2 separate regions of the Homo sapiens genome follow, and region 1 is linked to region 2. A link is an interaction called in ENCODE POLR2A ChIA-PET data of the cell type or tissue named here. Cell type or tissue: GM12878. All regions are shown on one strand. Each heading gives the region's core, and the rest is flanking DNA. Links, peaks and the distances in the headings are about the cores only.

What was found. Peaks named below come from ENCODE experiments on the same cell type or tissue, not always from the same donor. Only the 100,000 strongest peaks of a DNase experiment are listed, where the experiment ranks them.
Region 1: POLR2A ChIA-PET joins it to region 2 with 7 read pairs; 5 of 35 experiments call an interaction of 5 or more read pairs at or near these places.

The regions. Positions count from the first base shown.
Region 1 is chr17:5,201,056-5,205,606 of GRCh38, reverse strand. The region is part of intron 1 of ZNF594-DT (ZNF594 divergent transcript); the gene reads right to left. Among named protein-coding and RNA genes, the nearest start is that of ZNF594-DT, 11 kb to the right of the region's middle. In GM12878, for the core only: no CTCF peak of the experiment used is centred there; no DNase peak of the experiment used is centred there; H3K27ac peaks cover 1,082 bases.
Region 2 is chr17:5,387,798-5,393,121 of GRCh38, reverse strand. It overlaps NUP88 (nucleoporin 88), which reads left to right. Exons shown (of 17, transcript NM_002532.6): 10 at 1,460-1,561; 11 at 4,162-4,320; 12 at 5,218-5,324. Among named protein-coding and RNA genes, the nearest start is that of NUP88, 29 kb to the left of the region's middle. In GM12878, for the core only: no CTCF peak of the experiment used is centred there; no DNase peak of the experiment used is centred there.

The sequences.
Region 1 (4,551 bases), core at 552-4,551, 190 kb after region 2:
ATCTGTACATGATAACATTCAAAGTTAGAAAGAAAATGTGCATTACTAACATGTATCTTTTTTTTTTTTTTTTTTGAGATGGAGTCTCATTCTGTCACCAGGCTGGAGTGCAGTGGTGCGACCTTGGCTCACTGCAACCTCTGCCTCCTGGGTTCAAGCGATTCTCCTGCCTAAGCCTCCTGAGTAGCTGGGACCACCACACCCAGCTAATTTTTGTATTTTTAGTAGAGACAGGGTTTCACCATGTTGGCCAGGATGATCTTGATCTCTTGACCTCATGATCCACCTGCCTCAGCCTACCAACATGCTGGGATTACAGATGTGAGCCACCGCGCCTGGCTGTATCGTTTTATTAGGGAGGTGAGCCCCCAGCAACTTTCCCTAATGTCTCATTGGCCTGGAGTGGTCCACATACCCAGGGTTTTAGTCCATTTGGTCTACTATAACAAAATTCCTTAGACTGGATAATTTGTTAAAAACAGAAATGTTGCTGAGAGTTCTGGAGGCTGGGGAGTCCAAGATCAAGGCGCCAGCAGATTTGGTGTTTGGTGAGGGCTCACTCTGTGCTTCACACCTTCTCACCGTGTCTTCACATGATAGAAGGGGAAGACAGCTTTCTGGGGCCTCTTTTATATTATTTTATTTTTTGAGACAGAGTCTTACTTTGTCACCCAGGCTGGAGTGCAGCAGCACAATCATAGCTCACTGCAGCCTCAAACTCCTGGGTTCAGGTGATCCTCTCACCTCAGCCTCCTGAGTAGCTGGAACTACAGGCACATGCCACCACACCTGGCTGTTTTTTTTTTTTTTTTTTTGAGACGGAGTCTTGCTCTGTCGCCCAGTCTGGAGTGCAGTGGCATGATCTCAGCTCACTGCAAGCTCCACCTCCTGGGTTCACACCATTCTCCTGCTTCAGCCGCCCAAGTAGCTGGGACTACAGGCACCTGCCACCACAACTGGATAATTTTTTTGCATTTTTTTAGTAGAGACAGGGTTTCACCATGTTAGCCAGGATGGTCCTGATCTCCTGACCTCATGATCCACCTGCCTCGGCCTCCCAAAATGCTGGGATTACAGGCATGAGTCACCGCGCCCGGCCTATTTTTTTTCTTTCTTTCTTCCTTTTTTTTGGTAAAGATGGAGTCTCACTATGTTGCCCAGGCTGGTCTTGAACTCCTGGACTCAAATAATCCTCTTGTCTCAGCCTCCCTAAATGCTGGGATTACAGGTATGAGCCACCGCACCCAGCCTGGGTCCTCTTTCATAAGGGCATTCATCCCATTCATGAGGGCAGGGCCCTCATGATCTAATCACCCCAAACACCCTGCTTCTTAATACCATCATCTTGGGGGTTAGATTTCAACATACGAATTCTGTGGGGACACAAACATAGACCATAGCATTCTGCCCATGACCTCACAAAATCCATGTCCTTCTCAAATGCAAAATAGATTTATTCCATCCCAATAGCCCTAAAAGTCTTAACTCATTCCAATAACAGCTTTAAAGTCTAAGTCAACATCTCAACTAAATGTTGACTCATTCCAAGTCTGGGCAAAAGTCAAGATATGATTCATCCTGAGGCAAATTGCTCTCCAATTATGAGCCTGTGAAATCAAACTACTTATACAATGTAAGTATGCTTCCAAAATACAATGGTGGGACTGACATAGGATAGAAATTTCCATTCCAAAAGGGAGAAATAGGAAAGAAGAAAGGGGTGATGGGTCCCAAGTAAGTCCGAAACTCAACATGGCAAACAACATTAAGTCTTAAGGTTTGAGAATAATGTTTGACTTGACGTCCTACCCCCCAGATATTGGGATGGGGGTTGGGCCTCCAAGACTCGGGGCGGCCCCCCCATGGCTTTGCTGGGCACAGCCCACTCTGCAGCTTTCATGAGTTGGAGTCTCGGACCTGCAGCTTTCCCAGGCTGGAGTTGCACGCTGGTGGCCCTAACATTCTGGGGTCTTGGAGGCACCCCCGTCCCCATGGCTGTGCTGGGCATTGCCCTAGTGGGGGCTCTCCGCAGTGGCCCTGCCCCTTTGGCGGTGCTCCGTCTGGGCCTCAAGATTCCCCCAGGAATCCTTTGAAATCTAGGTAGAGGTAGCAATGCCCTCACAGCCCATGCACTTTGCGCAGCTGTGGAGATAAAACTGCTTGGACACCACCATGCTTTACTGTCTATGCCTCCCAGAGGGATGGCCTGAGTCACAGCTGGGCCCACTTGAGTCACAGCTAGGGTATGCCAGGAGCCCTGCACCAGAATGCAGGGAGCAGAGCCTTGAAATCGCTTTGACTTCAAGGTCCTAGTTTTCTGGGCCTGTGATGGGCAGGGCAGCCTCTAAAGATCTTCGGAATGGTTTCAGGGTCCTTCTTCGCTGTGATGCTGAGCATCTGGCTTCCATCTCCCCACACTAACCTCCTTATCAAAAGTTTCCTTGGTCACATTCTTGGTGTTTTCTCTTCAACAAGCTTTTTCATTCTTTACAACATGGGCAGGTTGGTAAATTTCTAAATATTTAAATTCTGCTGCTTTTTAAATCATAAATAACATCTTTGGCCGGGGGCGGTGGCTCATGCCTGTCATCCCAGCATTTTGGGAGGCTGAGAAGGGCACATCGCCTGAGGTTAGAAGTTCGAGACCAGCCTGGCTAACATGGTGAAACCCCGTCTCTACTAAAAATACAGAATTAGCCAGGCGTCGTGGCACAAACCTGTAATCCCAGCTACTCAGGAGGCTGAGGCAGGAGAATCACTTGAACCCAGGAGGTGGAGGTTGCAGTGAGCCAAGATCGCGCCACTGCACTCCAGCCTGGGCAAAAAGAGCAAAACTCTGTCTCAGAAAGAAAGAGAGAGAGAGAGAGAAAGAGAGAGAGAGAGAGAAAGAGAAAGAAAGACCATCTTTAATTGGTTTCTCTCTGCTAGCATTTTACTACAGGCATTCAAGAGAAGCTTTGCCGCACTCTCAACACTTTACTCAGATATTTTTTCCACCGAATATCCTATTTCATCACTCAGAATTTCTACCTTCCATAAAACACTAGGACATACAATTCAGCCACATTCTTTGCCAGATAATCAGGATCATTTTTCTGCCAGTTTCCAATAACATGTTCTTCATTTCCATCTGAGACCTCATCAGAATGGCCTTTAACATCCATACTTCTACTAGCCTTCTGGTACAACCTCTTAGGTAATCTCTAAGAAAACTGAGGCTTTCTCTGTAGCTCTCCTCTTCTTCTGAGCCCTCACCAGAATCACCCTTCACAATCTATTTACAACAATACAGGCTTATTTTGTGTGTGAGACAGAGCCTCATTCTGTCACCCAGGCTGAGAGTGTAGTGGCTCGATCTCAGCTCACTGCAACCTCCGCCTCCCAGGTTCAAGCGATTATCTTGCCTCAGCCTCCCAAGTAGCTGGGATTACAGGTGCCCACCACCACACCTGGCTAATCGTTGTATTTTAGTAGAGATGGGGTTTCACTATGTTGGCCAGCCTGGTCTTGAGCTCCTGACCTCAAGCAATCCACCTGCCCTGGCCTCCCAAAGTGCTGAGATTACAGGCATGAGCCACCGCGCCCAGCCAATTTTGACTCTTTAAAGAGATTCAAATAATCTCTTAAGTCAGTAGTCCAAAAGGCTACGACCAACAATTTTGGTTTATCTTCCCGTTGAAAGGATCCTCCATACAGAACTCCACATCCAAACCTATTCATGCTGTATCAACAACTTTAGAACCCAGTAACTCCAGGAGTCTGGTTATTATGACAAATGAATACAGTGGACCATCTCTTCTGCCGAGGCGACAGTTCCCTCATTTAACCCCACTAATAGCTAGATAATCCCCTAAAGACAGATTTAAAAAAAAATTTCTTGCCGGGCGCCATGGCTCACGCCTGTAATCCCAGTACTTTGGGAGGCTGAGGCGGATCATAAGGTCAGGAGATCGAAACCATCCTGGCCAAGATGATGAAACCCCGTCTCTACTAAAAATACAAAAATTAGCTGGCGTGGTTGTGCGCACCTGTAGTCCCAGCTACTCGGGAGGCTGAGGCAGGAGAATCGCTTGAACCTGGGAGATGGATGTTGCAGTGAGCTGAGATTGTGCCACTGCACTCTGGCCTGGCGAAAGAGCAAGACTGTATCTCAAAAACAAACAAACACAATTTCCATTTGTTTTTGTGATGTATGTTGCATCATAGTACTATTTCTGCGTGAACATGTCTCCTGAATTGGAGTTTGCTTCTGTTTATAACCTATTCCATCTGCTTTCCCTGAGTGCACATGTGTGTGCTCTGCCATGGCTAAGCGGCAGAATGGAATCTCACTTAAATTAACAGTTGATTGCCAAACACCCTCCAGCATAAATAGGTAACCGTTGACTGTGGTCGCATTTCATTTTACTGGAGCAGAGTGTACATACAACTATGTGCCAAACTACTGTCAGAAACAGCCAATTAATATCGCTGCACCCTTCCCCTTCAACTGTAAAACTCAACCTCTCATATTGACCAACGTATTTCTTTTTTTCTAGCTGGGATTATAGG
Region 2 (5,324 bases), core at 505-4,504:
AATTAGCTGGGTGTAGTGGCGGGCACCTGTAATCCCAGCTACTCAGGAGGCTGAGGCAGGAGAATCGTATGACCCTGGGAGGTGGAGGCTGCAGTGAGCCAAGATCATGTCACTGCACTCCAGCCTGGGCAACAGAGTGAGACTCCGTCTCAAACAAAAAAAAAAATTAGCCACTGTGGTAGCATGTACCTGTGGTCCCAGCTACTCAGGAGGCTGAGAAGGAAGGATTGTTTGAGCCCACGAGGTCAAGGCTGCAGTGAGTCGTGATCGCACTATTGCACTCCAGCCTCGGCAACAGAGTGAGACCCTATCTCAAAAAAACCCCAAAATCCCATTTATATCAATTTCAGAAACAGGTAAAATTAAACAGTCTTGCCTAGGAGTGAATACATAGATAGGAAAACTATAAAGCAAAGCAAAGACATGATATTATGAATGTCAGAGTAGCGGCTACTTCTCTGGGGAGTGAAAGGCTATGACCAGGGAAGGTCGCATGGGAACCCTGAGGCCCCCTGCAGTGTCCTGATTCTTGACCTGGATACTGGTTACATAGTGTATAGCCCAGTAGTGTGTAGATTTCACACTGATAATAAAAAGTTAAAGTTTACAACCTTCCAGATATCGTCTCCATGTCTTGTCCAAAAAGGTAAATGGGAGCTATGGAAGGGGAACTAGTGTTTTCAACTGCTGTTTAAAGACTGCTGGTTCTAAAGGGATGGCGAGAAAGAATAGGTTAAGGGGAACTGGACATTATATTGAAATGAGAGTATTTTAAATGGAAGAGACATGAGTTTGCAAGCTGAGGGGAAGTAGATAATAGGGAGATTTTGAAACGACACAGTTGATGGTACAATTTTCAGAAGGTGTGAGAGGAGGCGGCATCCACATTCGGGGGCAGATGTGTGTTGTAGGCATGCAGGTGGGATGGGCATGGGAGCCGCTAGGAGAGCATGTTGGCAGAATGACAGTTCCCATCTGAGGTCTCAGTTTCCAGTGTCTTCACTGAAGTGGGAAGGAAGACTGAGAGAGATACACGCTGTGCGTGCCAAGTGATTTCCTGTGACATTGACATTGGGCCTCATTGAGAGAGACTCGGTAGTTCTGTTCATTCAACAGTTTCTAAGCACTTAATTTGTTAGCACTGGGCTAGGCAAACAAAGATAGCTGGGGCTTATGTGCAAGTTGGAGAGATCTTCAGTGTAACGTGTAACTTTTGAGATTACAGTCAGCAGCACGCTACAGTTAGGGATTCCTGAGTGACTTAGTCACATGGGCTCTAGACTTTAGTGTGGAGCTGCATTAAAGGTTTCCAAGCCACCACTTTTGAGGTTATGGTACTGATAGGATGTCCCAAGCAACTTCAGCCCAGGCCTGAGAAGGCCGCGGACCTGTCATGTCTTTGCTCTTGGTTCCATTGCATTTGCTGCTTTGTAATTTAACTATGACTGTGTTTTTCCAGGCAGCCAGCTCCAATTCGAGGATTTTGGATTGTACCTGACATTCTGGGACCCACGATGATCTGCATCACCAGTACCTATGAATGCCTCATATGGCCGTTATTGTACGTCCCATTTTATATTCTCCACACAGCTCTTGTTAATTCTGCAATATCTAAGTTGGGAAAATGCACTCAGTAACCAACTTGAAGCTATACATGTGTGGTTTATACTTTGGCTTCTGACTTGAGGGTTGGAAGGATGGATATTTCTGTTCCTGCCATCATCTCTATAAGGTTTCATTGTAGGTATAGTTTCTGGCATCCCCTGCACCTAGCTGAGAGTCAGGAGCTTTTCTTCAGAGTGTGGAGAAAAAATACTAAAATTGAATACCAAATTCCATTATCGATATGAGTAATAATTATCAAGCTGTGACCATACGCCAAGCTCAGAAGTAAGCCACGTACCCGCACTGCCTCCTGGAATCATCAGGGCAGCCCTGTAAGGAAGGCACTGTCATTTCCATTTTATAAAAGTGGAAACGGGGATCGAGAGGTTAGTAAATGCTGAAGTCACAGGTAACAAATAGAGCTGGGATACAGATGCAGGTCTCATTGACTCAGAAGTCCATACTCATACTCTTTAATTTCTCCATCTCTGCCAGCCTGAGGGACACTGTAGACTATGTAAACTGGAATAAAGCTGAACTCAGGCTGGGTGCAGTGGTGGTTCATGCCTGTAATCCCAATGCTTTGGGAGGCCCAGAGTTCGAGATCAGCCTGGGCAAAACAGTGAGACCCCCATCTCTACAAAAAACAAAAAAATTAGCCAGGCATGGTGGTACACATCTGTAGTCCTAGCTGCTCAGGTGAGAGGATTGCTTAAGCCCAGGAGTTTTAGGCTGCAGTGAACCATGATCATGCCACTGCACTACAGCCTGGGTAACAGAGCAAGACCCTGTGTCTTTTAAAAAAAAAAACAAAAAAGCTGAACTCTTAGTCTTTGCTCCTTTAAGGAACTCAGATAATTAAGCTGTAATCACTATGTTCCTTTTCCAACAGCCCTGGAAGATCATTCTGAGTTACATAAATGTAGGAATATGAGTACCAAAAACAAAAGTCACTGGAGCTTCAAACACTAGACAACACCCCCACCCCTTGTCCGTTCAAAGCTTGCACCTCTGGATGCTGACATAAATTCCTAATACTGGCAGTAGTTTACTGTCCTTAGAGGATCTTCCATAGTCTTTGAAGCTTGATTAAGTTGTACTATCTGGATGTAAAAATAAATATAAATTTTGTGTTATTTACACTGAAGGCACTAAAAGCTAGCAAGACCAAACAAAAATAATAAAATCACTGGAGAAAAAATTACCTGTAAGTTACCTCAGCATACTTTTTAAACACCCACAGTACATTTAGTAAAATAAAACCTAGTCACACTAGCTTACTTCAGAATAAATATGAATCCCAAAGGGGAAAAATAAACATTAATTGTCTGGATATTTTTTTTTTTTTTTTTTGAGACGGAGTTTGCTGTGTTGCCCAAGCTGGAGGGCAGTGGCACGATCTCAGCTCACTGCAACCTCTGCCTCCCGGGTTCAAGTGATTCTCCTGCCTCAGCCTCCCTAGTAGCTGGGATTACAGGCGCACACCACATGCCCAGCTAATTTTTATATTTTTAGTAGAGATGAGGTTTTGCCATGTTGGCCAGGCTGGTCCTGAACTCCTGACCTCAGGTGATCCACCCACCTCGGCCTCCCAAAGTGCTGGGATTACAGGCATGAGCCACCGTGCCAGGCCAATTATCTGGATACTTTCAGATCATATTTCTGCCAACTCCCTGAAATACAAGTTGTCTATAAAGTTATGCTATTTCATGAACTTTCACTTTTTTTTTTTTTTTTTTTTGAGACAGAGTCTTGCTCTGTCACCCAGGCTGGAGTGCAGTGGTGTGATCTCAGCTCACTGCAACCTCCGCCTCCTGGGTTCAGGCGATTCTCATGCCTCAGCCACCCAAGTAGCTGGGATTACAGATGTGTGCCACCACACCCAGCTGATTTTTATATTTTTAGTAGAGACAGTTTTACCACGTTGGCCAGGCTTGTCTTGAACGCCTGACCTCAAGTGATCCACCTGCCTCGGCCTCCCAAAGTGCTGGGATTACAGGCGTGAGCCACCACGCCCAACCAAACATTCACGTTAGAATTGTTGCCTTCAGAGTAAGTCACTTGCCATGCTGCCGAAGTCTGTGAGATCTTTTAAGCTCTTTTTGAAGTTTGAGTATTTGCACTTGACTGAATAGTTTTTAGAAATGAAATTATATAGAACCAATATGGTATATACAGCAGTTTCTTGGCTTAATATTGGTTTTGATCAACTCTAAACCTAACAAATAAGTAATTTATGTTTGTGGCTCCGGCTTATAAACTGGCTTTCAAGTCCTTTGCCAAGAATCCATGCTAGGTGTTTGTGCTGCCTTGATCTTTTAGAAAAGAACTGGAAATGGCAGTCAGAAATGCTTTCACAAATCAGGGGCATTGGAATAATAAGGGTGTAGCTTCCCAAAGTGACCTTTTCAAGGTGGAAAACATGCATTCTTGCACTTTTACAAAAGTTACACTTTATTTTATATTCTGAAAGTTCTGGATTAATGTGGTTTCTGCTTTCCTGTAATACAGTAAATCACTCCATGGTAGAATTCAATTTACTTACTTATTTTGCAGAAGTACAGTCCATCCAGCGTCTCCTCCCCTGCTTTGTACTCGAGAAGATGTTGAAGTGGCAGAGTCTCCCCTCCGTGTTCTGGCTGAAACCCCAGATTCCTTTGAAAAGCATATTAGAAGCATTTTGCAACGTAGTGTTGCCAATCCAGCATTTTTGAAGTATGCAACCTTGGGCATAGCGGTTTTATGAATGGGTTCTCTTCTGTCTTCAGAATTACTGTGCATCCTTTCTGTCCTCATCTGTTTCATATACTTTTTACTGTGATAAATTTGGAAGAAACTGGATATATTTGATCAGCTAGTGAATGGGGAGCAGGAGGGAAGTGGCACCTGAGAATGATAAACAGGAAGTGTTTAAAAAGAAGTTAGGCTAGGCCGGGCGTGGTGGCTCACACCTGTAATCTCAGCACTTTGGGAGACCAAGACGGGTGAATCGCGAGGTCAGGAGATCGAGACCATCCTGGCTAACACAGCAAAACCCCATCTCTACTAAAAATACAAAAAAAAATTAGCTGGGTGTGGTGGCAGATGCCTGTAATCCCAGCTACTTGGGAGGCTGAGGCAGGAGAACCGCTTGAACCTGGGAGGCAGAGGTTGCAGTGAGCTGAGATCCCACCACTGCACTCCAGCCTGGGCGACAGTGAGACTCGTCTCAAGTTAGGCTGGGCACGGTGGCTTACAGCTGTAATCCCAGCACTTTGGGAGGCCCAGGCAGGCGGATCACCTAAGGTCAGGAGTTCAAAACCAGCCCGGCCAACATGGTGAAACCCTGTCTCTACTAAAAATGCAATAATTAGCCAGGCGTGGTGGTGGGCACCTGTAATCCCAGCTACTCGAGAGGCTGAGGCAGAAGAATTGCTCGAACCTGGGAGGTGGAGGTTGCAGTGAGCCGAGATAGCACCAATGCACTCCAGCCTGGGTGACAGAGCGAGACTGCATCTCAAATAAATAAATTAAAAATATAAAAAGTTTAAAAAGCACCTGTGACTTGAGTCTATTTATTTTCAGTTGTTTTACTCAGCTAAGGAAAATAAAGGTAGAAACTTTGTTTTTAAGAGCTTCTGAAAAGGACATAGCCCCTCCTCCTGAAGAATGCCTTCAGCTCCTCAGCAGAGCCACCCAGGTGTTCAGAGAGCAGTACATTCTCAAACAGGACTTGGCAA